Regions from separate parts of the Homo sapiens genome. Here region 2 is linked to region 1. A link is a loop called in an ENCODE intact Hi-C map of the cell type or tissue named here. Cell type or tissue: natural killer cell. All regions are shown on one strand. Each heading gives the region's core, and the rest is flanking DNA. Links, peaks and the distances in the headings are about the cores only.

Evidence for each region. Peaks named below come from ENCODE experiments on the same cell type or tissue, not always from the same donor. Only the 100,000 strongest peaks of a DNase experiment are listed, where the experiment ranks them.
Region 2: it touches region 1 in a loop (12-fold over the local background); 45 of 110 quality-filtered maps call a loop at or near these places.

The regions. Positions count from the first base shown.
Region 1 is chr4:3,030,054-3,044,828 of GRCh38, forward strand. It overlaps GRK4 (G protein-coupled receptor kinase 4), which reads left to right. Exons shown (of 16, transcript NM_182982.3): 13 at 5,333-5,470; 14 at 7,321-7,458; 15 at 8,323-8,460; 16 at 10,519-10,707. The coding sequence ends at 10,572. It also overlaps the pseudogene RNU6-204P. Among named protein-coding and RNA genes, the nearest start is that of HTT, 37 kb to the right of the region's middle. RefSeq lists enhancers at 7,615-7,664, 8,245-8,334, 8,345-8,394, 10,363-10,812, 12,033-12,252 and a silencer at 10,913-10,962. In natural killer cell, for the core only: a CTCF peak has its summit at 7,444; DNase peaks (open chromatin) are centred at 7,448, 8,258 and 11,478; H3K4me3 peaks cover 1,286 bases; H3K27ac peaks cover 2,395 bases.
Region 2 is chr4:2,972,150-2,986,924 of GRCh38, forward strand. It overlaps GRK4 (G protein-coupled receptor kinase 4), which reads left to right. Exons shown (of 16, transcript NM_182982.3): 2 at 12,364-12,459. Among named protein-coding and RNA genes, the nearest start is that of GRK4, 16 kb to the left of the region's middle. In natural killer cell, for the core only: a CTCF peak has its summit at 6,434 (motif pointing right); a DNase peak (open chromatin) is centred at 6,452.

The DNA of each region.
Region 1 (14,775 bases), core at 3,761-11,760:
ACATAAAACCAATCTTTCATGTATTTTGAGGTGGGTAAGGGTTTAGCCACCTGCCAGGGATTGTAGTCCCAGAGACACTCTGACCTGAGGGCCTTCTGTGTGCCTGGCTCTGGGCCTGGTGCTGGACAGACCATTCCTTAACTGTGCTAAGGGCCTCTGAGGCTGACGGTGGCACCCGCGAGTCACAGCAAGGAGATGAGCCCCAAGCGGTGGAGACCTGGTCCCTGGTCCCAGAATGAGCCAGTGGCTGTCAGGGTCCATCTGCCTCTGGGACTGGACTGTGTTACCACCCCTCACTGCCCAGACACTCAATCAGTGAGGGAAACTCTCTTTGTTACTTACTTTAAACCAGTATTTTTTTAGCACATTTTTTTTTTCATTTATTTTCATTCAACAAGGATTTATTGAGCATCTTGTATGTTCCAGGCACCGTCCTAGGCATTGGGGGAAACAGCAGCAAATAGAACAGAAGTCCCCGCCCTGCCAGCGAGAACTGACAGGAAACAGAACAAATGCATAGACGTGTGGGCTGTGGGGAGGACCCGCACTCTGGAGGACGGGGAACTGCCTGGAGGGGCGGCAGGCTCTAGGGGGTGAGAGGGGGTCGGCCTGCTGGGCAGAGCAGACAGAGATTGTCTGCAATAGCAAGGCCACAGTGGCAGGCTGCTGGCAAGAGCAGGAGGGGGTTAGAGGGGGACGGGACAGAGAGCAGGAAGCCCAGGCCATGCTGAACCACCTGTCACTTGTTATTGTCATCATTGTCAAGCCTTGAGTGTTGCTTCCTCTGATGGCCATGAAGCCATCGCAGGGCTCTGTGAAGAGTGATGTGATGAGACTGGGCTTGCCGGCCACTGGGAGAGAATGAATGGACAGGGAGGAGGAAGGCCATTGGGGGCTTTGCAGCGATTCAGGTGAGAGTAAAGGTGACGCAGACCTCGGTGATGGCAGAGCAGGTGTGAGAAGTGATGGCAGATGACCGCTGTCAGATTCAGGATGGATCCTGAAGGCAGGTGGTGGAGAAGACTTCAGGCTGACTCCAAGATGGGCTGGAGGGAAGGGGGCACTCGCTGGAGCCAAGTCCTTGCAGTGGGGAGGACAGCAGCCAGCGCACGGGGAGTGTGTGGGCAGTTCCTCCAGTGACCGGAGAGGAGGCAGAGTCTGTGGCCAGTGCAGCACAGCTGGGGAGACGTGAGCAGGGCTGTGAACGGTCTCTTATGGAGCTTCTTTTTCTCAGATGGTCAGCCCCTAGTGGGGAGCAAAGGTGGGAGGCAGGTGTGAGGAAAGGGGAGGCTTGAAGGCTTGGAAAGCAGGGGTTTCCTCAACAGCATCAAGAGCCCATGCGGACCTGAAGGGAGGGGAGTGGCCGTGGTTGTGTGCTGGGCTTCTGCCACACCTGGACGGTGCAGGCTCAGAGCCAGCAGGGAGCTGCACTCGCCCAGCTCTGGTTTGTCCAGCAGCTAGAGAGAGGCCGGGGAGCTGGGCTGCATGCCAGGGAGTGACTAGAGGACAGACCATGGGCTCGACGCTGGCTCCAGTGGACGAGGAAATGGACACAGGGAACGGCAGGTTCAACAGGATGGGCAAAGCATGGTCCAAGTTGGGAGTCCATACACCTCCAGGCCAGAGTTAGAAAGATGAGAGGGACGCTCAGAGAGGAAGCTGCTTGGAGTGGAGCTGACAGAGTGCTTGCTGGCCAAGAGTCTGGGGTGTGACCAGGGAGAGAGTGGCTGGGGGTCACTGGGGGGATGGAGGATGAAGTCACTGGAGAAGAGAAGGCCACAGGACCAAGCAGCCAGGCATAGGCCCCTGCCTGGGTGTGGGCATTCCTAGCAGCTGTGCCTGGGTAACTGACATGGGCTGGCAGTGGCTGGAGAGGAGTTATTCTGATGTCCTTTTCATGTGTTTCCATATATGAAGCCATGGGTGCTACAGGCTCGTCCTGGAGCCAGGGGTCAGCCTGGAGTTCTCCCGGCTACCTCACTCTGCTTAGAGCTGACTGTTAAATAATGGAGTCTTCCTCCCACAGGACACTGACAGGGCTGCAAGAATGTATAAATATGTACCAGAAATGGAGTCTGCCCCTAAGAGCTCACAGTTTAATGTTAGGCCTAAAACAAACAGAAATGACTGCAGTGAAAAAGCAGAATGGGCCGGGTGCGGTGGCTCATGCTATAATCCCAGCACTTTGGGAGGTCAAGGCAGGTGGATCATGAGGTCAGGAGTTTGAGACCAGCCTGGCCAAGATGGTGAAATCCTATCTCTACTAAAAAAAAAATTAGCCAGGTGCGGTGGTGGGCGCCTGTAATCCCAGGTACTCGGAAGGCTGTGCCACTGCACTCCAGCCTGGCGACAGAGCATGACTCCGTCTCAAAAAAGAAAAAAGAAAAGAAAAAGCAGAATGCATACTTGTTCTGCTAGGCTCGGGGAGGGGAAGAAAAATAAAGCAGGATGCAATGGGTGTCGTAAGTGGATAGAAACAAAGGCTCAGGGGCTTTCAAGATGAAATCCGTGGTGTTGGAGGTGCTGGGAAAGGAGGTGTCTGAGTGAGGGCTCTGTGTGAGAAGCTCTAGCTTTGAAGTTAGGGCCAGGTGAGTCTCAGCTCCCATTACAGGATCATCTCTCCCAGCTCAGTTTCTCATTTATGAAATGTAGATGAGAGTAGCTCTTACTTTATAGGATTGTTGGGAGGATAAAATGAAGTAATACATGTAAAATGTTTAGTAGCAAATAATCCTCCATAATTACTAAGAGGAGAAACAGTTCGTTCTTAAAGAATGGGTTCTATGGGTTAACGACGTCACACAGCAACTGCTGGCAGCTGGACCTGAGGCCAGCTTTTGGACCAAGCCCCTCTCCTCTGCTCTGTGCTGCCTGGTCAGGCCATCTGTCTTAGTCCCTTTGGGCTGCTATGACAGAATCCCTTAGACTGAGTAATTTATCAACAGCAGAAGTTTATTTTCTCAGTCAGGAGGCTGGAAGTCCTAGATCAAGATGCCTGCAGATTTGGTGTTGGTGAGGGCTGCTCTCTGCTTCAAAGATGGAGCCTTGGCTGGAGCTGGTGGCTCATACCTATAATCTTAGCACTTTGGGAGGCTGAGGTGGGAGGATCACTTGAGCCAAGGAGCTAGAGACCAGCCTGGGTAACACAGTGAGATGCCGTCTATATTTTAAAAGAAAGAAAGAAAGAAAAGAAAAGAAAGAAAGATGGAGCCTTCTCACTGCACCCTCACAGGGCAGAGGACAAACCAGCTCCCTGGGGCCCCTTTTCTAATGGCAGGAATCCCATTCACGAGGGCAGAGCCTTCATGACCTCATCACCTCCAGAAGGTCCCACCTCTCAATACTATTGCATTGGGGATTAAGTTTCAGCTTACAGATTTGTGGGGGATACACACATTCAGAGCATCCTGGCCCTCGATGGGAGTGGAGTATGCTGGCAGCAAGCTCAACCATGGGGCTGTGGAGTCCCTGAGATGCAGAAATGGTATTTGCATTACACTTAATTTTCAGATCTGTTTTATTAATTTATTTGTTGTTGTTTCTTTGAGACGGAGTCTCAAGAAACAGATCTGGCCCAGGTTGGAGTACAGTGGTGCGACCTCAGCTCACTGCAGCATCTGCCTCCCGGGTTCAAGGGATTCTCCTGCCTCAGGCTCCTGAGTAGCTGGGACTACAGGCATCTGCCACCACGTCCGGCTAATTTTTGTATTTTTAGTAGAGACCGGGTTTCACCATGTTGGCCAGGATGGTCTTGATCTCCTGACCTCGTGATCCACCCACCTCGGCCTCCCAAAATGCTGGGATTACGGGCATGAGCCACTGCGCCCGGTCTTCACATCCGTTTTAAATTAACAAAGCATGCAAAGAATAAACGCATTGAGCAACTGTTACTGAGCGCCTGCTCTGGCTAGGTGCTGGGGTATCACAGTGGGCCAGAGTCACACAGCCTTAGCTTCAGGAAGCTTTGAGTCTAGCAGGACAGCCTGGCAATAATGGCGCGTCCAAATGACTCATTCTCAGCAAGAAATACTTGTCATCGAGGAGAGGTGGAGGATCCCCTCAGGCTGTGGCAAAAAAATTTGGGGAGCCTAATCTAGTGCAGGTATGGGGGCCAGAAAGCTAAAACCTGAAGAATTTAGCAGGAGTCAGCAAGCCGAAGAGCTTTGTAGACACAGCCCTGGAGCAGGCACAGCCCAGCAAGGAGCTGAGAGCGGTGGGAGATAGAAGCGCAGACCAGAATGCTTTCTGGTCTTTGGGACTTTGAGTTGGCCAGGGATCAGCATACTTTTCTGTAAGGCCAGATGGTAAACAGCGTCTAGACTTTGCAGGTCTATTACAGCGATTCAACTCTGCCGCTATAGTGGAAAAGGGTGGTGTCGATAAAGCCTTGTTTCCAAAACCAGGCAGCTGGTGCCTGTGGTGGCTGGACTGTGGTTTCCCAAGCCCAGGTCTAGGTCACGTTTCAGGGGTCCAGGTCTTTCATGTGTTGCTTTTGAGCACAGCCCTGCTTTTTCTGATTGATGAGAATTGCGGAGGAAGGCTTATTTGCCTTTGTGATGATGGTAAATATGTATGTGAGGAATACTTTCTAAAGAGATCCTTTCTGGTAATTTTAAGAATATACTAGAATACCAAAATATTAAGAAGATATTTTGAGAACGAGGTTTGCTAAGTGGTTGCCTCATCTGAGGTCCTTAGTGGTATTTCTGAAATTGACAACAGTTTCTGTTTCCTCTTTAAAAATCCCCACATTTTTATGATTAATTTTTTTAACTTAAGGAATAACATAGCCGACCCCTTATTTATTGATAGCTCAAAGGCGAAACCTTCGCCCCCCTCCTTTGTGAAGTGTCATATAATTTAATGAGTAAAGTCTGAGTTCCTGAGGTCTGCTTGATGCTTGGAAATTATTTGTTAGATGCAGCTGGGCGCGGTGGCTCACGACTGTAATCCCAGCACTTTGGGAGGTCGAGGCGGGTGGATCACGAGGTCAGGAGATGGAGACCACGGTGAAACCCCGTCTCCACTAAAAATACAAAAAATTAGCTGGGCACGGTGGCGGGTGCCCATAGTCCCAGCTACTCGGGAGGCTGAGGCAGGAGAATGGCGTGAACCCGGGAGGCTGAGCTTGCAGTGAGCCGAGATCGCACCACTGCACTCCAGCCTGGGTGACAGAACGAGACTCCATCTCAAAAAAAGAAAAAAAAAGAAATGATTTGTTAGATGCACCTGCTCTGCCCTCCCGAGTCCTTTGGTTATTATTATGCAGGGGAGTTTTGAGTTTTCATTTTTATCCAGAGGCTCAAGTGGGTTGCATTTCTGCCTCTTGCAGTTACTCACCAAGAATCCAAGCAAGCGGCTGGGCTGCAGGGGCGAGGGAGCGGCTGGGGTGAAGCAGCACCCCGTGTTCAAGGACATCAACTTCAGGAGGCTGGAGGCAAACATGCTGGAGCCCCCTTTCTGTCCTGATGTAAGTGCATTGCCAGGACGAGCAGGGCCCTAGGAACAGTGATCCGCACAGCACGGTTTTTCTCTTTCTTTTTTCAAAAATAGAGATGGGGGGTCTCACTGTGTTGCCCAGGCTGGTCTTGCACTCCTGGCCTCAAGTGGTCCTCCACCTTGGCCTCCCACAGTGCTGGGATTATAGGCGTGAGCCACTGTGCCCGGCTGCAACACAGTTTTTTGTTTTTTTTTGTTTTTTATTACAACAGATACAGAATCAGCAGGTACAGTTAGCATGTGGCTTTTGCTCATGGTGCCTGTCCTACCTGGTTCTTCTTCCCTCCCCCGTCACCCCAGTGTGCTTTGGCCACTCACTGGGCCCCTCACAGACCTCAGCGGTGCTCTAGCTCCCTGCCTCGTGTCACTGTCAGCCTCACTGCTGGGGGAGCCCCCCAGGTAGCTGAGACCACAGCCACACACCACCCAGCTCATTTTCACTTCTTTTCTAGAGACGGGGGTCTCCCTATGTTGCCCAGGCTACTTTTGAACTCCTGGCCCCAAGTGATCCTCCTGCCTTGACCTCCCAGAATGCTGGGATTACAGGCATGAGCCACTACGCCTGGCCACCCGTGTCCCCTTTCTGGTCTCAGGGCTGGCTTTCTCTCTCATTCTTGTGTTTCCCACAGCCGTGAGGCCCTGCTTCCTTTGTCTGGAACGCGTGTCCCCACTCTGCTTCTCATGAGGTCCTGGGACTGTGGCCTGGCCCCGTACTGAGGACCCTGAAGTGGTCACTGTGCCTCCTTGTGAGTGTGCTGTTGGGACACCTTCCTCTGGACTGTCCCCGAGGGGCGGGGCCTGCCGGTCCACTTCCGCCTCCCCACCTTGAGGGTATGAATGAGTGAAGAGCAGCTACTCTAACAGCTGTGCTGACCGTGGCCTTTGGAGCCACTGCTTTGCTGAAACACTCACTGTAGTGCACAAGTCCTGGGTGAAAAGTTTCTCAGGACTGCGGGTGCCTCCGGCATGAGCAGATGAGGGTCCCACAGCTGCCGACTTCCGTGCTTTTTGTTCCTTTGCCCTGAAAGTGCAAGGAACTGTACTGGCGGCAGGTGGAGACCCGGACCTTGGCACTCCCTCCTGCCTGCCTGACCCTCTGCCTCTGAGGACAGCAGTGCCGGGATAGGAGCTGCAGACCTGGGTTCCTGTCCCAGAGGAGGGACCTGCTGATTCAGGGAGCTGAGCGGAGGGATGAGGTCCCTTGCAGCCTTGGAGACCACTCAGTGGACCTGCAGGAGGATGGGAAGTGGGAGCTGCTGCTGTTCCTCAGGTTTTCTCCGGGTGCTTTGCCAGGAGTGCACCAAGAATTGGAGGCAGGGGCGAGAATTGTCACTAAGGGATCCCACCGCTGGTGGCCTCTGTCCCTGTTCACACTTCTCCGGTTCTGTGCTGCATCTTCCAATACGTGCAGTCCACCCTGCCCTGCATCCCTGACCTCTGTTTGCAATCCATTTTGCACTACGGAAAGGAGAAGGGCATGGCCTCAGGAGGGGTGTGTGTGTGTGTGTGTGTGTGTGTATGTGTGTGTGTATGTGTGTGTGTGTGTGTGTGAGAAAGAGGGAGAGAGCCAGGGCATGCAAGGGACCTGGCACAGACAGTACCACAAAATTGGTGACACTAAAAGCTGGCGAACCACCTCTTCAGAGGACACATTCTGTGATTTAGAAAATGCCTCAAGTGAGAGGGGCCTGGCAAAAGAATGGAGACAGGGAGAGTGGCGGTGTTTATGCGTCAGTTTGCTGGGCGTTTCATTCTTGGGAACTGAGGGAGCTGAGAATTGCTGTAGTCATCTCAGAGGCTGCCCCTGTTCTTGCTACACAGCCTCATGCCGTTTACTGTAAGGACGTCCTGGATATCGAGCAGTTCTCGGTGGTGAAAGGGATCTACCTGGACACCGCAGATGAAGACTTCTATGCTCGGTTTGCTACCGGGTGTGTCTCCATCCCCTGGCAGAATGAGGTACTGCCCTTCCAGCACAGCCGCTTTACGTTAGTTCCAACAGTGACCCAGGGAAAAGGGTGTGTGTGTGTCCGTGTGTGTGTGTGTGTCTGTGTGTATTTGGGAGATAAAATTATATAAGACGGCTGGGCGCAGTGGCTCACGCCTGTAATCCCAGCACTTTGGGAGGCTGAGGCAGGCAGATCATGAGGTCAGGAGTTCGAGACCAGCCTGGCCAACATAGTGAAACCCTGTCTCTACTAAAAGTACAAAAATTAGCCAGGCATGGTGGCAGGCACCTGTAGTCCCAGCTAGTAGGGATGCTGAGGCAGGAGAATCGCTTGAACCTGGGAGGCAGAAGTTGCAGTGAGCTGAGATTGCGCCACTGTACTCCACCTTGGGCGACAGAACGAGACTTCGTCTCACCCAAAAAAAAAAAAAAAAAGATTGTATAAGACTTTTGACCACAGGACTAGACCATGGGCAAGCCAAGGACCATATCAGCAGCTGTCCAGAAGCACAGCGGCTGTCCCTGGTCCCAATGACAGGAAGTGGACAGGAGGTAGCTATTTTGGGTCTGATGGGAGCTTGCCTGCCACCCCGAGCCCCACTCCCTAAGCAGGGCTGGCTGGCAGCCAGGGTTCCCATGGTAGTTCCCTGCTTTGGGAGTACACTCAGAGACAAGGGGAGAGGAGACCACATTACTTATTCCAAGAAGAGGTCAGGAAGCAGGGAAGGAGGAACCCAGAAAAGGGGCCCCACAGTGGGTGCAGGAGCTCTGAGGTGCCCCGCACGGGGCTGGGCAGGAGCTGCTGGCACTGGGAGACACCCACTGACCTGGCAGTTTCTCTGCGGCTTCTCTGTCCTGTTATTCTGTGCATGCAGATGATCGAATCTGGGTGTTTCAAAGACATCAACAAAAGTGAAAGTGAGGAAGCTTTGCCATTAGATCTAGACAAGAACATACATACCCCGGTTTCCAGACCAAACAGAGGCTTCTTCTATAGACTCTTCAGAAGAGGGGTAAAAAGACTTAAAAACTAATATATGTGTGTGTATGTGAAAAAAAAAAAAACATACTGACTGCCAAGGTGAAAACCTGGTACTTTTTCTGTTTGCGATGGCTCCTACAGGCAGTTTTATACAGTCTGAGAGCCACATGGTGCTAGGTGGAGGCCAGCCAGAACAATGAGAACACCCTCGCAGTGAGGTTTGTTGCTGGGATGAAGACTGTTCTGATCCAAAACAGGACTACCTTCCAGCATTTACAAACAGGTTCCCGTGTCGCTGACAAAATAGTTTACACTGGGCTCAGAAATCGGCATCCTGTGGAACCTTCGTCAGATGGCACTCACAGTGCATCTCTCCCTGCTCTGGCTCTTAGACTCACCTCCTTCGCCCGCTGCACGGGGAAAGTGGATTCCTTTTTGAAAAGGGAATCCTGGCTGGGTGCGGTGGCTCACGCCTGTAATCCCAGCACTTTGGGAGGCCGAGGCAGGTGGATCACCTGAGGTCAGGAGTTTGAGACCAGCCTGGCCAACATGGCAAAACCCCAATTCTACTAAAAATACAAAACTTAGCCGGGTGTGGTGGCACATGCCTGTAGTCCCAGCTACTTGGGAGGCTGAGGCAGGAGAATCGCGTGAACCCAGGAGGTGGAGGGTGCAGTGAGCCGAGATCGTGCCACTGTACTCCAGCCTGGGCAACAGCGCAAGACTCCATCTCAAAAAGAAAGAAAGAAAAATGGAATCCTTTGGAAAGACTTTCTGTAATAGCATTAAATGTAGACAAGCCTTTTTTCCATGCAAAGTGTCTCTCCTTGGATTCGTGGGCCATCCTACTTTGCACCCTGTGTGTTCCCAGGGGGTTGATTCAGAGCTTGGCCACTAACATTCTAATCCATCTTTCTTTCAGTATGAAAAATAGGCTAGGCGTGGTGGCTCACGCCTGTAATCCCAGCACTTTGGGAGGCTGAGGAGGGTGGATCACCTGAGGTCAGGAGTTCAAGACCAGCTTAGCCAACATGGTGAAACCCCATCTCTACTAAAAATATAAAAATTAGCCGGTCATGGTGGCATGTGCCTGTAATCCCAGCTACCTGGGAGTCTGAGGCAGGAGAATCGCTTGAACCTGGGAGGCGGAGGTTACAGGGAGCCGAGACTGCACCATTGCGCTCCAGCCTGGGTGACAAGAGTGAAACTCTGTCTTAAAAAAAAAAAAAAAAAAAGGAAAAAAAAATAAGCTTTAGGTGGGAAATATCTCAAAGTGGCATTTCCCATGGCTGTCTTTCCTCTGAGAACTAAGGGTTAGGTGTGAACTAACAAAATGGCTCTCCCTGACCCTCAGTGTGTAGCCAGCCCTGCATGGAAATAAATGCTCCTCCCTGGGCCCCGGTCCCAGTGTCCACACTTGGAGATGGAACCCAGGTTCCCACGTTTTGGGGAAAACCTGCCGTTGAGAGAATCTGATTGCACAGAGTGAAGCCCATTCTCCCCACACTGCTTCTTAGGCAGCCAGAGACCCTGTGACATTCATGCCTCAGCCATGGTACATGCAGAACTTACCTGCTGCATTTCCTATGTATGTGAGCTAAGCATCTACCACATCATGAAGTAAATAAGGAGAAAATTTTTCAGGTTTTTGCCTGCCTTAAAATTAGCAGCCCCCTGGCCGGGCACGCTGGCTCACACCTGTAATCTCAGCACTTTGGGAGGCTGAGGTGGGAGGATCACTTGAGATCAGGAGTTCGAGAGCAACCTGGCCAACATGGTGAAACCCCGTCTCTGCTAAAAATACAAAACTTAGCAGGGTGTGGTGGCGTGTGGCTGTGGTCCTAGCTACTCAGGAGGCTGAGGAAGGAGAATTGCTTGAACCTGGAAGGTGGAGGTTGTAGTGATCTGAGATCCTGCCATTGCACTCCAGCCTGGGCGACAGAGTGAGACTATGTCTCAAAAAATAAATAAATAAATAAAAAATAAAAAAGCACCCCCCACCCAAAAGTTTGTAAATGGTTGTCTGCACTTAAGGAAAGTGAAACCTTCGCATCAGCCGTGTGCCTGAGGCCGCCGCTGTGTGTTGTAGGGCTGCCTGACCATGGTCCCCAGTGAGAAGGAAGTGGAACCCAAGCAATGCTGAGCACCCCGGTGCGGACCACAGAGCAGACCCTGGCGCCAGGAAGGAGCATGTGTTAGCGTCTCGTCCCACCTGGAATTGTAATAAATACATCTAAATAAAACATGCCTTGGGAGTGTACAGACCTTTCTGCACTAATACCTGAGTTGTCTTTTCACTAAAGCTGGATTGAAGAAAAAGCCCCAAGAGTACCCCTGAGGCCCCAGACACGCCCAAGTGTGGGCGCCTTCCGTGCTGGGGTGCCCAGGTGTGGGCGCCTTGCGTGCTGGGGTGCCCAGGTGTGGGCGCCTTGCATGCTAGGGTGGGAGCTTTCCCTGCACCCAGGGAGAGGCCAGCGGGGGCTTGGGAATGGATGACCCAGCACTGCAGTGCCTCGCGCCACCCCCAGACTTGGTCTCACCACTCGGCCAGAGATGTGGTGGTCCAGGAAGAGAGGGGGCGGCCGGGCCTCCCTTTCCCCAGGGCCCGGGTGTCAGACAGTCCGAGCCCGTTGGCATTCCTGCATCTCCCGATGGCTGTCCCGTTGCCTTGTGCCCCTCACCGAGATTCCTTCGGTTTGTGTGTTTGTGGCCAGTTTTCATTTTCTCTGAGCATATCTATCTGCCCTTGAAAGGGGCGGCTCCCCATGACCCTGCAGTCAGGGCCTGGCGGCCAGGGCTCCAGCAGGTGCGCCCGGCATGCGGTGACAGCCTGCACCGTGGGAGTCCACGTCAGGGCCCCCGAGAGGCCGGTACTGTGTCAGGGATGAGGAGCCCGCCCTCCTGGGCTTTAGTGGCGCTTAGGAGCCTGGGAGCTTCCCGTGGAGGTTAAGGGCGCTGAAACTGCACAAGCTGAGAGCTCACAGCAGTGCGTGGTGCCTCTTCAGCTGGGGTGCTCACCCGCGGGGAGACGTGGCTTTGTGCGCTTGGCGAACCCCACGCCAGGGCGTAGCGGAAGGGTGTGGACCGGCACTGAAGCCCGCGGAGGCACCCGTGCGTGTGCCAGGGCATGAAGATTTCCCAGGGGGCGACGTTGGAGCTGGGCGGGGAGCGAACAGGAGGGACAGGGAGGGCTGAGGCCCCAGAGCTGACCCTGCTGAGGGCCCTCGCTGGCGGCCTTGAAGCTGCGCCCAGATCCTTAGAGAAGGTGCGGAACTTGGGCCTTTTTCCTGAACTGTGCTTCGCAGGATGGGCCGGCCCGGCGCTGGCTGCGGCTTCCGCAGGGCAGGGCAGCACTTGACATGGTGAGGGCTGGTTCAGGGAGGAGCTGACGGGGACACCAGCCGGGTGCCTTCACCTCCGCCCCATCCATTCTCCACTGCTGTCAGGGCTGCCTGGAGCCTGCAGCCGGGATCTCTGTGCTGCCTGCTGCGTGAGAAGCCAGGGCACAGGCCTCGGTGACTTTGAACCAGACAGTGACACATCGGACAGCTGCGCGCGGGAGAGGAACCACAGTGCCTGAGGGACACAGCGCTCCCTGGGCCGCTTTCACAAGAGCAGCAGGAGCGACCAGGCTTCCAGGCGGACGTTTCCCTTGCATCGGGGTGTGGGGAAAATCAGCTTCCGCAGGTGCCCACCGCCGGCTCCAGCAGGGGCACTGGGGCCCGTCCTGGGAGGAAAACACCAGCGGGGATGTCACCATGAGGTTGGGAGCCTTCTTTGTACGAGGGGAAGGGGAAGGGGACGTTATCTTGGAGACTTGGGGTCTTTATTCTTTGGGGGAATGGAAATAGCTTTGCTTTTCTTCTGATTGAGGCAAAACTCATTAAAGAGTAAGGCTTTTTGGAAGCGGGTGACCGCGGCGGGACTCTGGACCCCTCTCCTCTGTGCCTCACTGTCCTCAGCTGCAGAATGAAGATGGCAGGAGTTGGTGCCCCCGGGATGCTGAGAGCAGGTTTCAGAGTCTGTAAATCATGTAGCACAGTGTTGAATACGTGGTCACCATTCAGTAACTATGCCAATAATCGTGGGAAAATAATACCTGCTCATTGCAGAAAATACAGGAAAACATGCAGGAAAGAAAAATCACCATTATTCCACCCCCACCCCCATTTCCACTCTGACTCTTTCCAGGAGTTCTTCCATCAGTGTAGACAAAGTCCACAGCGGAATCACAGTGTAGACGACTCTGCTGGGGGCTGGGGACCTGGCTGGGCTGAGGACCTGACTTCCTTGCCAGCCACAGGGCCTCTGTAAAGGCCTGCCTCGCGCAGGTGTTGAAGTTTAGGGACACCTGCCTGTCAGAGGCATTTGAACAAGAGCAACTCCATCTTGAATGGGGGCTGGGTAAAATGAGCCTGAGACCTGCTGGGCCGCATTCCCAGGAGGTTAGGCATTCTTAGTTACAGGATGAGATAGGAGGCTGGCACAAAATACAGGTCCCAAAGAGCTTGCTGATAAAACAGACTGTTTTAAAGAAGCCGGAGCTAGGCGCGGTGGCTCATGCCTGTAATCCCAGCACTTTGGGAGGCCGAGGCAGGTGGATCACTTGAGGCCAGGAGTTAGAGACCACCCTGGCCAAAATAGTGAACCCCGTCTCTAATACAAAAATTAGCCAGGTGCAGTGATGGATGCCTGTGGTCCCAGCTACTCGGGAGGCTGAGGCAGGAGAATCTCTTGAACCCAGGAGTCAGAGGCTGCAGTGAGCCGAGACCTGGGCAACAGAGCAAGACATCGTCTCAAAAAAAATAATAAAATAAAGAAGTAAATAAAGAAGCTGGGAAACCCACCAAAACCAAGATGGCGATGAGAGTGACCTCTGGTCATCCTCACAGCTCATTACATGCTAATTATAATGCATTAACATGCCAAAAGACACTCCCATCAGCGCCATGACAGTTTTCAGATGCCATGGCAACGTCTGAAAGCTACCCTGTATGTTCTAAAAAGAGGAGGAACTCTCAGTTCTGGGAATCGCCCACCCCTTTCCCAGAAATCTCATGAATAATCCACCCCTTGTTTAGCATATAATCAAGAAATAACCATAAAAATGGGCAGCCAGCAGCCCTCTAGGCTGCTCTGCCTACGGAGTAGCCATTCTTTATTCCTTTACTTTCCTAAGAAACTTGCTTTCCCTTTATGGATTAGCCTCGAATTGTTTCCTGAGCGAGATCCAAGTACCCTCTTTTGGGGTCTGGATCGGGACCCCTGTCCAGTAGCACTCCCTCCATCTTGCCTGCTGAGGAGGAAACTAGACCTGGGAACCGACCAGGGTTGCAGGGCCCAGGGCCCGAGGGCATCGTTCATACCCTGGGCTGGTGGCTATGGAACTAATAAAGTCCTTTTTGTTTCTTTGTTTCTTTTTTTGCTTAAGCTAGTCTGAGTTAAATTTCCCCATGCCCAAGTGAAAGCTTTGACTGAGAGAAATAAACCTAGGCCAGGATTTGTACACAGACCATTTGGTAACTTGTTCAATTAACATGTTGAACATCTCATTTTTCTCTTTCTGTTTATAAGCAAGCATGTATGTATTGAAGAGAACTTTGAAATTAAGAAGAACAGTGCTCGCTGTGGCAGCATATACACTAAAACTGGAATGATACAGAGAAGATTAGCATTGCCCCTGCACAAGGACGACACACAAATTTGTGAAGCGTTCCATACAAAAATATATTTAAAAAAAGAAAAAACACAAAATCTCGTCTTTAATATTAGCTGCTGTGCATAGGCAATCCGTATCAACATTTTGTTTGCTATTTATATAATTAATATAGTGATTTATTTCTTTCCATGTCATTTGGCTGCTTAAATTTTTAATGTTTTTTTTGAGAGTCTCGCTCTGTTGCCCAGGCTGGAGTGCGGTGGCGTGATCTCGGCTCACTGCAACCTGCATTCAAGTGATTCTCATGCCTCAGCTTCCCGGATAGCTGGGATTACAGGCACCACCACCACACCGGCTAATTTTTTTTTTTTAGTACAGATGGGGTTTCACCATGTTGACCAGGCTGGTCTCGAACCCCTGGCCTTAAGTAATCTGCCCATCTCAGCCTCCCAAAGGATTACAGGTGTGAGCCACTGTGCCTGGCCTGCTTAATCTTTTATTACATATTTCAGTCATCCATGATATTGTGAAGTTATATTTGGTTTTCGTTCAGTCTCCTGGCATATATTTCCCCAAATCCTTGGAATCTTCAAAGTGATGAATGTCTTTTTTGTATGTTAATGAGGTGGCTGGTGGCTCCTAGACAGCTTCAAGATAGGAGGTGGGGCTGGTCACCAGAAAGAAGAA
Region 2 (14,775 bases), core at 2,471-10,470, 59 kb before region 1:
ACTGCCTGCTTTTGGGGACCTCAAAAACTTAAGAGGAATCCTCTGACAGTTTTCAACCCAGTATGCTGCCCAGACTTTAGTGTCTGTGGATGGTCCTCCTTTGAAATGCCTGTGGCCCTGCCGACCACCGTTGACCTCGCCATGGCCCCACGACTCATCATGCTCTGCCTGGTTCTTCACCTTCTGGCCTCCTTGTCTTTACGTAGTATTGACAGCATAGCCGGCCCACCTTTGAGTATGACCGGGCCCGGGCCAAACAGCGGGGACGTGGAACCAGACTGCTGTGCTGTGCCAGTGGAGACTTTTGGAACTGAGGACAGCTGAATGAGGGGTAGAGTGGCGCTAGGGTTCACCAGCACGTGTGCCCCAAACCTGCGGGGGGGGGCCCTTTCTTCTCTCTCTCTCTCTCTTTAACCTGTGACACTCTGTCCCTTAGACCAAGCCAGGGGACCTTTTGTAGCTGCAGTGTGCAGTGTGTGCTTCATGCCCCACCAGGTCTAGTCATATGTGGCGGGGGCGGAGGGGGAGTCCTGTGTTTAGAGGTGCACAGTGTGTGCGCTGCTGTGTGTGTGTGTTATTTACTCTTTAAAAAAATTTTTTTTTGAGACAGGGTCTCACTCTGTCACCCAGGCTGGAGTGCAGCAGCATGATCTCGGTTCTCTGCAGTCTCCACCTCCCGGGCTCAAGCAGCTCTCCTGCCTCAGCGTCCCGAGTAGCTAAGACTACAGGTGTACACTGCCATCCCCAGCTAATGTTTGTATTTTTTGTAGAGATGGGGTTTCACCATGTTGCCCTGGCTGGTCTTAAACTCCTGAACCCAAGTGATCTGCCCAACTCAGCCTCACAAAGTGCTGGGATTACAAGTGTGAGCCACTGCACCTGGCCTTGTTATTTACTCTTCAAACAAGTGTGGGGTCAGTTAGATGCTGGGTGCTGAGTCCTCACCTCCACCACCTCACCAAAGCCACCCTTGCCACATCCCAGGCATCAGTTCTTGGTCCTTGTCTTGCTGCCCCCGTGGGCTGCACTGACGTGGCACGTCATGCTTTCTTCCGTGAGCGTGTTCTGCATCATCACCCTTCCTGTTGCGCTGCTTGCCTCAGATGGCTTGGCTGGTCCCCCCTTATCTTCTAGATCTTTTAATACCAAATGCCCCCCGTCTTTGTCCAGGGGCTTCTCGCCTTCTCTATCCACACTCATTCCCTTGTGATCTTGTAGTACTATGGCTTGAAAGAAGCTCCTGTCACCAGTTCACGCCTGCAGGCTGGGCCTCTCCACTCAACTTGCAGCTCACTGTGCTGCTGCCTACCTGACATCGCTGTATGGAAGCCTCATTGGTACGAGAAAGAGCCTGTACCAGACCCCAAATACTCAACCCCAGCACCCCGATGTTTCCATCTGCACCTCAGTTAATGCTCATGTAGCTGCACTTGACTTACTCGCACCCCCACACTCAATCCTTGGACAGAGTGTTCAGCCCTCAACTCAAAACGCAGCAGATTCCGACCTTTTCTCACCTCCTCCACTGCTGTCACTTGGCTCAAGCCGTCAGCGTCTCACCTGGAACACCGTGGTCAGCTTCTGCCTTTTCCCCCTGACAGCCCGTTCTCAGCACAGCAGCCAGAGTGGTCCTATTAAAATTTAAGCCAGATTGTGTCGGCCCCTCCTCTGAACTCTCTTCATGGCTTCCCAGACAGCTCAGAGTGAAAGCCGTAGTCTCTGCAGTGGCCTTAAGACCGCCGCCCCAACCTCATCCGCCCTCTCTCACTCTGCCTCCACACGGTTTCCTCTGTCTCTTGAGAATTTTTTCTTACGGGGCTTGTTCTCTCACCTGAGGAATTTCCTGACCACTACCCCTTCCCTCATTCACTCTTTTTTTCCTTGGAGACAGGGTCTCGCTATGTTGCCCAGGCTGGCCTCGGACTCCCGGGCTCAAGCGAGCCCACCTAAGCCTCCCCAGTAGCTGGGATTATAGATACACACCACCACACCCGGCTCTCATTTACTCTTTATTTTTCTTCCTTTATTTTTTCCCATAGCACTTATTATTATCTCATATACGTATATTTTACTTGTACTTTGTTCGTCGGGCTTTCTCCCTAAAATTAAGCTTTATAAGAGGAGGAAGTTTTATTTGCTTTGTTCACTGCTGTATTTTTCATGCCTAGAACAGTTCCTGGCACACATTAGATGCTCAGTAAATATTTGTTGAATGAATGAATGAATGTATGAATAGCAGTTAAGATCATGGGCTTTGGAGCCAGCCAGACCTGGGCTTTATATCTCAGTGCCCTCTTTATACTATCTCAACGACGGTGTCAGTTACTTCAGTTTCACTCAAAAACGGTTTATTGTGTGCCAGGCACTAAGCTTGGCTCTAGGGATACAGGGATGAATAAAAACAGATGAATATCTCCTTCTGAGAAGCTGACAGTCATGGAGGAAAGTACTTAGCTCAGGTAATGTGGAGGATCAGACAGGAGGGCTTTATGGTCCAACCCTGGAAGTGGGTACACCCGTTTTTGGTTGTTTTTTATTCTGATAGTTTTGGGGAAACAGTTGGTGTTCTGGTTGCATGGAAAAGTTCTCTAATGGTGATTTCTGAGATTTTGGTGCACCTGTCACCCGAGTGGTACACCTGTTTTATACATTGCTCTGTCACATGGCCACTTTTAACTGCAAAGGGGGCAGAGCCACAGAAGTACTAGCTGGGCAGCCACATCCTGGCAACGACTCTGCATAATGGGAGTGCGTCTTGAGTTGGCATAGGACAGCTGGCTGTCTGTGCCATGTCTGCCCTCTAGCCACCAAATATCCATGCACAGCCTTCTTCCCTTACAGGTATCCTAATCTCCCTTCAAAGACCAGAATGAGGCCGGGCGCGGTGGCTCTCGCCTGTAATCCCAGCACTTTGGGAGGCTGAGGCAGATGGATCATGAGGTCAGGAGATCGAGACCATCCTGGCCAACATGGTGAAACCCTGTCTCTACCAAAAATACAAAAATTAGCTGGGCGTGGTTGCGCGCACCTGTAGTCCCAGCTACTTGGGAGGCTGAGGCAGGAGAATCGCTTGAACCTGGGAGGTGGAGATTGCAGTGAGCCAAGATCACACCACTGCACTCCAGCCTGGCCACAGAGCCAGACTCTGTCTCAAAAAAAGACCGGAAAGACCTCTGCTCTATTTCCTCCATGAGGGCCAGACGTGGCTCCTCAGGATTCCGCAGCCTACATAAAGAACCAAATGATCTTCCCTCCTCATACCTAATATACCGTGGGGGAGCAGAGGCAGGGTGACTATTGTAGAAATTCCCTTTTAGAAAAGGAGGAGCAGGGAGCCCTCAGTAGACACTGGCCCGTCAGCAAAAGGGCCCTGTGCGGGTGGGGAACATTCCTTGATTAGCGCCCAGTTCTGCCCTCACCTGTGTTCACTGTGTCCCATGGCTCCACCCCCAGGACATTTTCCTCCTTGAGCCGGCTAACATGGACAGACAGATGAAACCTCCACAGGTTTCTGGAGCAGTGCAGAGCTTTGCAGACCCACTTCTACGGATTTAAGTTTGTGGGCTTGAAGGTTGTTTCAAGGCTCAAGCAGTTCAAGGCTGTCTTCATCCTGGATCCAAGTTCTTCAGCACTATATTTCTCTCAGAAACATAGTCAGCTTTTGATCTTGTTAAGCTAAATTTATAGGTGGCCATTGGTTTGTACTGAGCTCCTGCACTAGGCCCCAAAAATCAAACCAAAATTGAGTCAGTCCTGCTAAAGTTCCATGTCACCATGCTGAAAGTTGTTTGACCTTTGGAGAAATCAGGAGAGATACATAGTAGCCAAATCCCCAAACAGGCCGGTTTTAGCCAGCATGATAAGGAGGTCCCCTCTGCTTCAACCTTTGCAAGGGGCAAGGAGCAAGGGAAGTAACTCTGAAAGGACTAGTCTGCTTTTTGTTCTCTGTGTCTGCTTGCTTCAGCCCTTTTCTGCCTATAAAACCAAACTCCTCTGTTTAGCTCATTGAAACACTCATTGTTTTCTTTCTCTTTCTCTCTTTCTTTCTCTCTCTTTCCCTCCCTCCTCCTTCCCTTCTTCCTTGTTTTTTTTTCCCTCTCTTTCACAGGCTCTTGTCTGTTGCTCAGGCTGGAATGCAGTGGCGCAGTCATGGCTCACTGCAGCCTTGACCTCCTAGGCTCCAGTGATCCTCCCACCTCAGCCTCCTGAGTAGCTGGGACTACAGGTGCACACCACCATGCCTGAGTAATTTTTTTTTTAGAGATGGGGTCTCAGTATGTTGCCCAGGCTGCATTCTGTTTTTTAGAAGGAGGTGTTGCCCAATTCTAGCATTGCAAATAAAAGCCAACTAGATTCCAATTTGAAATTTGATGTAATTTTGTCCTTTGATGATATGTTTGCTTCCAGCCAGTTCCATGTGCCAGTAGTTGCACCCACCGTTCTTTCCTAGACACATTCTCAAGCTTGAATTTTCTTTCTTTCTTTTTTTTTTTTTTTTTTTTTGGTTTGATACAGAGTTTTGCTCTTGTTGCCCAGGCTGGAGTGCAACGGCATGATCCCAGCTCACCACAACCTCCGCTTCCAGGTTCAGGTGATTCTCCCGCCTCAGCCTCCCAAGTAGCTGGGATTGCAGGCACATGCCACCACGTCCGGCTAATTTTGTATTTTTAGTAGATACAGGGTTCCTCCATGTTGGTCAGGCTGGTCTCAAACTGCCGACCTCAGGTGATCTGTCCACCCCGGTCTCCCAAAGTGCTGGGATGACAGGCGCGAGCCACCGCACCCGGCCGAATTTTCTTTCTTTCAAGTCTCTACTCCCCAGATTAGTTGGGGGCTGTCTTGAGGCAGCAGTATGGGTGGGAAAACCACACCCCTGATCTGCTTGCTGCACAGAGCTGAGTTTTTATCTGCTTTTGTCTTTCAAAGCCTTTTCCAGTCTTATTTTCCACTGTTTGGGGGTCCAGGAACAGGCGGCCTTTCATACTCTCTAAAGGCCCAAATTTCTGGTCTGTTTGCACTTTTTTTTTATTGCTGCTTACAAAGCCAGCAATTCTTGCTTGAGCTCCCTTCCCCAGCAAAATACCTTCCTCGGTATGATGAGTAACAGCGCATACTACTGCTGTTTGACCTGTTTGCTAGAGCGTGGGGCTCTCCAAGCACTTGGTCTGTGTGTGCTGCCTCTTGAGTTATCATCACAGACAACACTGAACTAAATGTGTTGCTGCTACTGAATAACGCAGAGCTCCGGCTGCTACGCCTACTGCTAGACCATCTGTTTACCCAGGGTTTTTTATTAGGTTAATATTTCCCTCTAGATACTGACATCTGTATCAGTTAAACTGATACTTGCTGCTGTAACAGGTAAACCTTAAAATCTCTGTTGTTTGTGGAGCAATAAGAATAGAATTTATTTTTCATTTCCATAAAAGCCACGTTGAGGGCGGTCAGGGAGGGAGTGGGTGAGTAGACTGTGCTTTGTGCAGTCATTGAGGATTCCAGGCTGGCAGAAGTTCTGAGTCATCAGCACATGGCTCCCAAGATCCTCCTGTGGATCTCGGTCCATCTACGAAACAAAGAAGCGAGAGAGCACGGAGAACCGTGTGGGAGATTCTTCCAGGCCAGGCGTGGAAGTGGCATAAACACTTCTGTCCACATTCTGTTGTCCAGATCACAGTCAGATGGCCCCCCTCCCCACAGGGGACTGGGAAATGTCCCTCATTGGGCTGCCACTTCCCAGCAGCAGCTCTGTTGTGACTATTAGGAGTTCACTATATATTCTGATTACTCATCCCTTATCAGGTATATAATGTGCAAATGTTTTCCCCCATTCCATGGGCTTATGAAGTTCATTTTGCCTATTTTTTCTTTTGTAACATGAGCCTTTGGTGCCCTGACTATATCTCTTTTGACAATAAAATATTTTCCTTCTTTTTTACAGCTAAAATTGAGAATAAACTAGGTTTTATAGAAATTCCTAAAAGTCAGTTGCTGTATTAATCTATCCTAAAGATCCATATTGAGTGGGAAGAAAAAGGGAAAACAACTTTCATCTTTAAAATTACTTTATGTAGAAGGTTCTTGGTTATCTCATAGACTGTGGCTTCACACATTAAGCTAATTGATAATATGCTAAGTTTTTAAGAATCTTTTAAAAACTTGGTCTGATAGGATTCTGTAATTGAGCTAATCGATTCTATTGTCAATCTAAAAAAAGATATCAGAGAAAAATATCTCTGAATTTAATGAATGAATTAGGGAGTAAGCAAAGAGGATTATAATTTGGGATGCACAGCCATGGCGAGCCACAGGTGCACCCGAAAAGGGGAAAGGAAGAGGAAGCTTTTATTTGGCAGACAGGGAGAGGTTCACATAAGCTGCTTGGAAACAGAGTTCACTGGTTCCAGAGGCTCAAAATCGTAGTTGGCATCAGTTCTGTGGTGGAGATGCCACTAGGGGGCAGGTGTTCTTTCAAGAGCATCTTATCTCAATTGCTGCCGTCCTAAAAAAAGTCCAGGCCAGGCAAGGTGGCTCATGCTTGTAATCCCAGTTGTTTGAGAGGCTGAGGCAGGAGGGTCGATTGGGCCCAGGGGTCTGAGACTAGCTTGGGCAACATGGCAAGATCTCTTCTCTACAAAAGCTTTTTAAAAAAATAGCCATGTGTGGCCAGGCACAGTGGCTCATGCCTGTAATCCCAGCACTTTGGGAGGCCGAGGTGGGCGGATCTCCTGAGTTCAGGAGTTCGAGACCAGCCTGGCCCACATGCTGAAACCCCGTCTCTTACTGAAAATACACAAATTAGGCTGGGCACGGTGACTCACGCCTGTGATCCCAGCACTTTGGGAGGCCAAGGCAGGCGGATCATGAGGTCAGGAGATCGAGACCATCCTGGTTAACGTGGTGAAACACCGTCTGTAAATACAAAAAAATTAGCCAGGCATGGTGATGGGCGCCTATAGTCCCACCTACTTGGGAGGCTGAGGCAGGAGAATGGTGTGAACCCAGGAGGTGGAGCTTGCAGTGAGCCGAGATCGCGCCATTGCACTCCAGCCTGGGCAACAGAACGAGACTCCGTCTCAAAAAAAAAAACAAAAAAAAACCCCACAAATTACCTGGGTGTGGTGGCAGGCGCCTGCAATCCCAGCTATTCTGGAGGCTAAAGTGGGAGAATCACCTGAACCCAGGAGGTGGAGGTTGCAATCATCTGAGATGGTGCCACTGCACTCCAACCTGAGTGACAGAGGGAGACTCTGTCTCAAAAAAAAAAAAAAAAAAAAAAAGAGTGGCCAGGCACGGTGGCTCACGCCTGTAATCCCAGCACTTTGGGGAGGCCGAGGCGGGCGGATCACCTGAGGTCAGGAGTTCGAGACCAGCCTGACCAACATGGAGAAACCCTGTCTCTACTAAAGATACAAAATTAGCCGGGCGTGGTGGCACATGCCTGTAATCCCAGCTACTCAGGAGGCTGAGCCAGGAGAATTGCTTGAACCCAGTAGGCGGAGGTTGTGGTGAGCCAAGATCACACCATTGCACTCCAGCCTGGGCAACAAGAGTGAAACTCCGTCCCCCTACCCCCCCAAAAAAAATCCATGTGTGGTGGTGCATGCTTGTGGTCCCAGCTGCTGAGGAGGCTGAGGTAGCTGGATCTCTTGAGTCCAGGAAGTCAAGGCTGCAGTGAGACTTGCATTCTGCATTCTAGCCTGGGTGACAGAGCAAGACCCTATCTCAAAAAAGAAAAAAAATGGTCCAGTGTACCTGGTCTCAGAAATACCTGCATATGTGCCAAATGTAGGTTGTGAAAAGCATGAAATGCATGAAGGATGTGAAAGAATTTCTTGTGGGGTTATTTTAGACACTCCTCCTAATGGTTCTTATCTCAGACATGTAAGCAAGAACCCTTCTTTGTGCCTTCCCAGCTCCAAGTTTCTTTGGGTCTGACAAGAGTGCTTTCATCCTGTTAGGACCAGCTGCCTGACCCTCCACAGGGTACCCAGAGCCTGGACAGTGCCTGGCACACTGGACATGGACAGCAGATGTCTTCTCAATAAATAATTTGTTAGCCAGGATTCACAGTATGGAAGGATGACTGGGGCTGCCATGGCCACCCAGCCTCCCTGGAGCCTTCACTGCCTGGAGCTGGCTGGGAGTGGCAGCAGCCAGGATGAAGAGGAAAGCCTAGCACCTTGACTTGTTTCCCTCATCATCCAAGATGGGAACCCGGGAACCAGTCTTCAGTGGGAATCTTCTGTCGATGTAGGAAACATACCCTAAAGGGGAAGGGAAGGAACACTGAACCCCACTCATGGGCCTGGTACCTTTCTATACAAGTTATCCTATTTAATCTCCACAACAAGCCTACTAGATGCTGAGATCTCAATGTGCAAATACCCCAGAACAGCACCTAGATGAGGCACAGGGACTCACTGGAAGCCTTGTCTTCCTTGGGCCCATCTGTGAGGAGCAGAACAGCTCACCTCTTGCCTGACAGGCTAGTCCTGGGTAATGCATCCAGCCTACCTCTTGTTGCCACCCTACCCCACCGTCAGTGCCACATACCCGTGAACACAAACCCACTGGGGCTGAGCGGCTGTGCCACTGTCACAGGATCCTTAGGGTGTCACTTCACCAGCTGGAGACTTCTGTGGCCAGTGGCGGCTTTACCTGAGTTTTGCTTGGGCCCACTGGGCTCCTTCCACCCACTTGGCCTGGCAGGCTGTGCTTGTCTTTCACTACTGGTCCAGATCCCATGCCTGCCAAGGGCAAGCCAGGTGCAGAGCAGCAAGGGTTGCATGAGCAAATGAGTGTGGGGTCTGGCCATTGGGCACAGCCAGGCATGCCAGCTGTGGCAGGGCAGGCAGCTCCAGGCACAGGCGCTGGTTACCTGCTGTGGCTGTGGCTAGACCAAGCGTACTGCAAGCAGCTGCCACTGTGGGTGCCAGGGAATGCGGTGGCGCCCAGAAGCTTGGAGACTTCAGGAACCACAGAGCTTCAAAGAGGGTGTCACAGCCTTGGCTGGGGGAGGTCCTAAGTCTCGGCTCCCCAAGGGGCCACAGCTCTTATCTCCTCTCTTCTCTCCTTCTCATCACCCACAACGTGGTGAGTTGGGGGGTGTGCTTCAGCCTGTTTGTATTACAGCTCTTTCAGTCCCACCATTCAGTGGGTCCCAAGTTCTTGTCCCATGTCCAGGAAGAATGAGGTACACAGACAACTGGAGGGTAAGCAAGAAGAGGTGCTTTATTGAGTGACAGTACAGCTCTCAGGAGACCCAAAATGGGTAGCTCCTTTCTGCAGGCAGATCATCCCATCGTCTGTGCAGCCCTCAGAGGAGAGGAGACCTGGAGTGGGTAGCTCCTATCTGCAGGCAGGTTGTCCTGATGAGTATACAGCCCTCAGTGGAAAGGAGACCCACAGTGGGTAGCACCTCTCTGCAGGCAGGTTGTCCTGTTTTCTGCCCAAGTCTGGCTGAGTCTGGGGTTTTTATAAGCTTCAGAGGGGAGGAAGTACATGCTGATTGGTCCGTGGGCGGGCCCAGAAAAACCACCATAAGTTCTCACTCCAGTCTGCAGAACTGGCAGCCCGGCTGTCAGGCTTCAGTCTATCCCTGGCTTGAAGGTGAGGTTTCACTGGGGACCCTGCCCCTTTCTACCCAGGAGCCTGTCTGCCTCCTGCCCTTGTTCATGGTGCCCTGGCTGTTTGTGTGCCCTGGCCTGCACTGAGCTGAACTCAGCCACGCCTTGGCCTCCCTGCCATGCTCATTGGTGTCCAAAGTCTGGAGGGGGCTGAGGTGGCAGGTGGCTGGTGTGTCAGCACCGCCCCTATCGTGCACACACCTGGCTGGGTTGTGACAGTGCCTGGGCTCAGCCACAACTTTGATCCAAAATCGGAGCAGGTGCCAGGAGCAGTGAGAGGCCAGTCAGTGGGAACAGGCACTTCTGAGCCTGCAGGGGCAGGGGGGCTTCCTGGGCTCCTGAGAGCACAGGGATGCCCAGGTCAGCAGCTGTGGCTGGGTGGCTGCAGCTGCTCCCAGTAGTGTGGGGCTCCTGCCCCACCAACCTGGAAGGGGGTAGGGCTCCCACCTGTTCCTGGCTTCCGCCGGCACTGGCCACTGCTGCCAGCACCACCTCATCCAGGCCCTGCCTGCCTCGCTGCTTGGATCCTGGGAAGGTGGAAGCACTGGTTCTAAGCCTACAGGCAGTGTCAGGCTTAGGAAAGGAAGGACATAGCAGCCAGGCTGCCATGTTTCTTGCTAGTTACTTGAGTAGTGTAAAGTTGGGAGAAGCCAGGGAACAAGAGAAAGCAGAGATAGTGAAATATGAATAAGACCAAGAGGGACTTGTTCTCTGCTCAATGATTCAGCAGCTTGGGCACAGAAGCACCACTGAAGATGTAAGCCATGTCTCAGGGCACTTGTAGATCATGCTTGTTTTCCACTTGTGGAATCTAGAGGGCAAAATACTGCATCAGGCAAGTGACAGCTCAGCTCTGTACTCCTTTAAGAGGTCAGATAAAAATGGCATATCCCAAAGAACAGTTCTTATTTCAACTGAAGGGAGAACCAGCAATAACCCTGAAAAAAATAACCCATAACCAAAGATGATAGCCTTTTTTCAGTGCCTACTGCTTCTCTGGAATGAGTTTCTGTGTTCTCTGTGAAGGGACAGGAGGAACAGGTCACCCTTTCCCCACCCTTCAGTGACATAGGACATGGCTGTCACTGACACAGCACTTGACATATTCTCTGGCATTGGCAGGTGGTTGTTACATGTTTATTAAATAAACAAATCTTAACAGAAAGAAAAAATGTGGACTGGATTTGAGGGGGAAGATTATGAGTCTAGGGTGAACATGTTGAATGCCAGGTGCTCTGGACATCTTGTGGTGTGGGACGTGAGTCCAGAGCTCATGATCTCAGTTGAAATATTGAGTAGGGGGAGTAGAAGAGCAAAACTAAGGCTGAGGAAGAAGCTCTTACATCTTTGATGGTTTTCTTTTTTGCAGATATCAAGTCTGTATCTCTAGCCGAGCCTCTTCTGAGCTCATCCCAGTCTACCCATCTTCCAAATGTCTGTCTCTTACAATTTTCCACACTCACCGTATTTAAGACAGAGCTCATCGTGTTCCAAGGAAATGTGGCTTTTGCCCTGGTTTCCTAATTCTTCCAAATGGTCCTGGAGTCTTAGTCACCCAGCCTAAGCCATTATGTTCTCCTGGATAAAATTCAGTAAAATTTTAGCTGCCCAGAAGGCTTGAGATTGAAGATGCTCATTTCTCTGAGTTGAATTAAAGAAAAAATGGTGCTTGTTTAAAAGATCTTTCTGAAGTATTATAGTGTAGCCTTTTCCATCATTCTGGTTTCACCATGGGATGCTCTTCTCCCAGCACTTGCCAAGACTCTGCCACTCACATCCTTCAGGCCTCTGCCTAAATGTGACCCCTGTAGGGAGGTCTTCTCTGATCCTACCTTAGTCAAAACAGCACCTTCCACCTTTACCCTGCTTGATTTTGTTTCATATTTATCACTATATGATTAGCATTTTTTTCTTATCTCTTATCATTATCTGATTTGTGCACCTGTCTCCCTGTATTAGTCCATTTTCACACTGCTGTGAAGATACTACCTGAGACTGGGTAATTTATAAATAAAAGAGGTTTAATTGACTCACAGTTCTGCATGGCTAGAGGGGCCTCAGGAAACTTACAATCATGGTGAAAAGCGAAGGGGAAGCAAGGCACGTCTTACATGGTGGCAGGAGAGAGAGAGGGGGAGAGAGAGCACAAGGGAAACTGCCACTTTTAAAACCATCAGATCTCATGAGAACTCCCTCATTATCGCAGGACAGCATGGGGAATCCGTCCCCACGATCCAATCACGGGACTCCCACCTGGTCCCTCCCTCGACATGTGGGTATTATAATTTGAGATGAGATTTGGGTGGGGACACAGAGCCAAACCATATCACTCCCTCACTTAGAATGCGAGGGAGGGACTTGGTCTTTTTTACCATCATATGCCTAGTGCTTTGAAGGTTTTTGGTACATAGTAGATGCTCAATAAATATTTCTTTGATAAATACTTATAAGCAGCCCTGAACAATATGTCATGTTAGATCTTGTTTACAGATTTGGAAACTGAGGCTCACCATGGCTTCTAAATGGCAGAGCTAGTGACAGATTGCTTCCCTTGGGAATTTTATACTTCATCAAGCAGCTTTCCAGATAAGACAAATTATTATAAGCATGTATTTTTATTCATGATAGGTACCCAAACCACTCAAACAGAAATGTTAAGATATATTGGTGGAAGTAGTTGTTATAATTGGATATTTCTGACTGTTAAAGGAAATTGCCTTTTTTCTCCCAAATTCAGGAGGATATGGCAAAAAAAGTGGTCGTAGTAAAAAATGGAAGGAGATACTGACACTGCCTCCTGTCAGCCAGTGCAGTGAGCTTAGACATTCCATTGGTGAGTAAATAGTGCCTACTAATGCTTGGATGGTACATCTGGCATGATACCATTCATTAGATGTTATTCTTTCTTGAGTTCCATGTTTGTTTCAAACATTTTATGATAAATTCTCCTTATATCTTCATGATTCCTCTCAGGAAAAAAAATCCTTTAGATTTTCTGATCTGCAGTTATAAAGTTGGCTGTTGACTTTTTCATTAAAAATATATATTTTTTATAGAGGTGGGGTCTCACCATGTTGCCCAGGCTGGTCTTAAACTCCTGAGCTCAAGCAGTCTGCCCACCTTGGCCTCCCAAAGTGCTGGGATTACAGGTGTGAGCCACTATGCCCGCTCCCCATTAGAAACATTTTTTACAAGTAATATATATACTCATTGTTCTATACATTACTGAAGAAAAAGTAAAAATTCCTCTCCCCATGACCGAGCCAATTATTGTCTGTAGAAGAAACACTGTTAAGTATTGTTTAGTAGCCTTCCAGACAGTTTTCTATGCACGTTTTAAAAAATTATTGAGCCAGGCCGGGCGCAGTGGCTCACGCCTGTAATCCCGGCACTTTGGGAGGCCGAGGTGGGCGGATCACGAGGTCAGGAGATCGAGACCACGGTGAAACCCCGTCTCTACTAAAAATACAAAAAAATTAGCTGGGTGCGGTGACGGGTGTGTGTAATCCCAGCTGCTTGGGAGGCTGAGGCAGGAGAATGACGTGAAACCGGGAGGCGGAGCTTGCAGTGAGCCGAAATCACACCACTGCACTCCAGCCTGGGGAACAGAGCAAGACTCTGTCTCAAAAAAAAAAAAAAAAATTATTGAGCCAGGCATGGTGGCACATACCTGTAGGTGCACCTACTTAGGAGGCTGAGGCAGGAGGATCCCTTGAGCCCAAGAGGTTGAGTCTAGCCTGGGCAACATAGTGAGACCTGTCTTGAGAAAAAAAATTAATGAGGGAAAGAAAGAAAAAAGAAAAGAAAAATTTCTAATGATCTTCAGGAAAGGATTAGTCAGATAAAAATATGGTATATCAGTGTAACAGAATACTCTGCAACTGTAAAGAATGAGAGTTAGCTACAGGTCCTAACATGAGCCTAAGGAGTCAGATACAGAAGGCCGGGTGTGGTGGCTCACGCCCGTAATCCCAGCACTTTGGGAGACTGAGGTGGGCGGATCACGAGATCAGGAGATCGAGACCATCCTGGCTAACACGGTGAAACTCCGTCTCTACTAAAAATACAAAAAAATTAGCTGGGCGAGGTGGCGGGCGCCTGTAGTCCCAGCTACTTGGGAAGCTGAGGCAGGAGAATGGTGTGAACCTGGGGAGCTTGGAGATCCCACCACTGCACTCCAGCCTGGGTGACAGAACAAGACTCCGTCTCAAAAAAAAAAAAAAAAAAAAGAAGTCAGATATAGAATCATGTCTATAGAGCAATCATAACTGTATTTTTTAACAATAGAATTTTCAGTTCAAAGGGTACATGCATTTAAAATTTTGATATTGCTAAATCACTGCCAAAAAGATTGTATCAATTTACCTTTCTGTCAACAGTATGTAACAAACTTTCTTTGTGATGCCTTTGCTAATACTGGTTGTTGTCAGTATTTTTAATATTTGCTAAACTGCAATTTGAAAAATGGTTTCTTTTCTCGATTATGGATGGGGTAGAACATTTCCTTTTTTTTTTTCAATGTTTCCTTTTTCTTTTCTAATTCATTTATAAAAGTTCTTTATATATAAAAGGTGTTATCTTTTTTTTTTTTTTTTTTTTTGAGACAGAGTCTCGCTGTGTCGCCAGGCTGGAGTGCAATGGCATGATCTCGGCTCACTGCAAGCTCCGCCTCCCAGATTCAAGTGATTCCCTGCCTCAGCCTCCCAAGTAGCTGGGACTACAGGTGCCCACCACCACGCCCGGCTAATTTTTGTATTTTTAGTAGAGACTGGGTTTCACCAGGTTGGCCAGGATGGTCTCAATTTCTTGCCCTTGTGATCCGCCCACCTCAGCCTCCCAAAGTGCTGGGATTACAGACCTGAGCCACCGCGCCTGGCCCTCAGTGTCTTTTTTTCATACAGAAGTTTTAGTATTTTTATAGAGACAAATATATCAGTCTTTTCCTGGTTAGCTTCTGAGCTTTGTGTTATCTGTAGGAAGGACACATTTATTCCAAGATTATTTTTACAAACCAATCCATCTTTCCTTTAGTACTATTGTAGTTCCTTTTAAAGAAAGATGATGAAGTATTATATTTATAAAAATTAGTTTCAGGTGGTATAAAGGAGCTAGTATTTCCCTCATTGTTGTAACCCCCCCATTGTTTTAA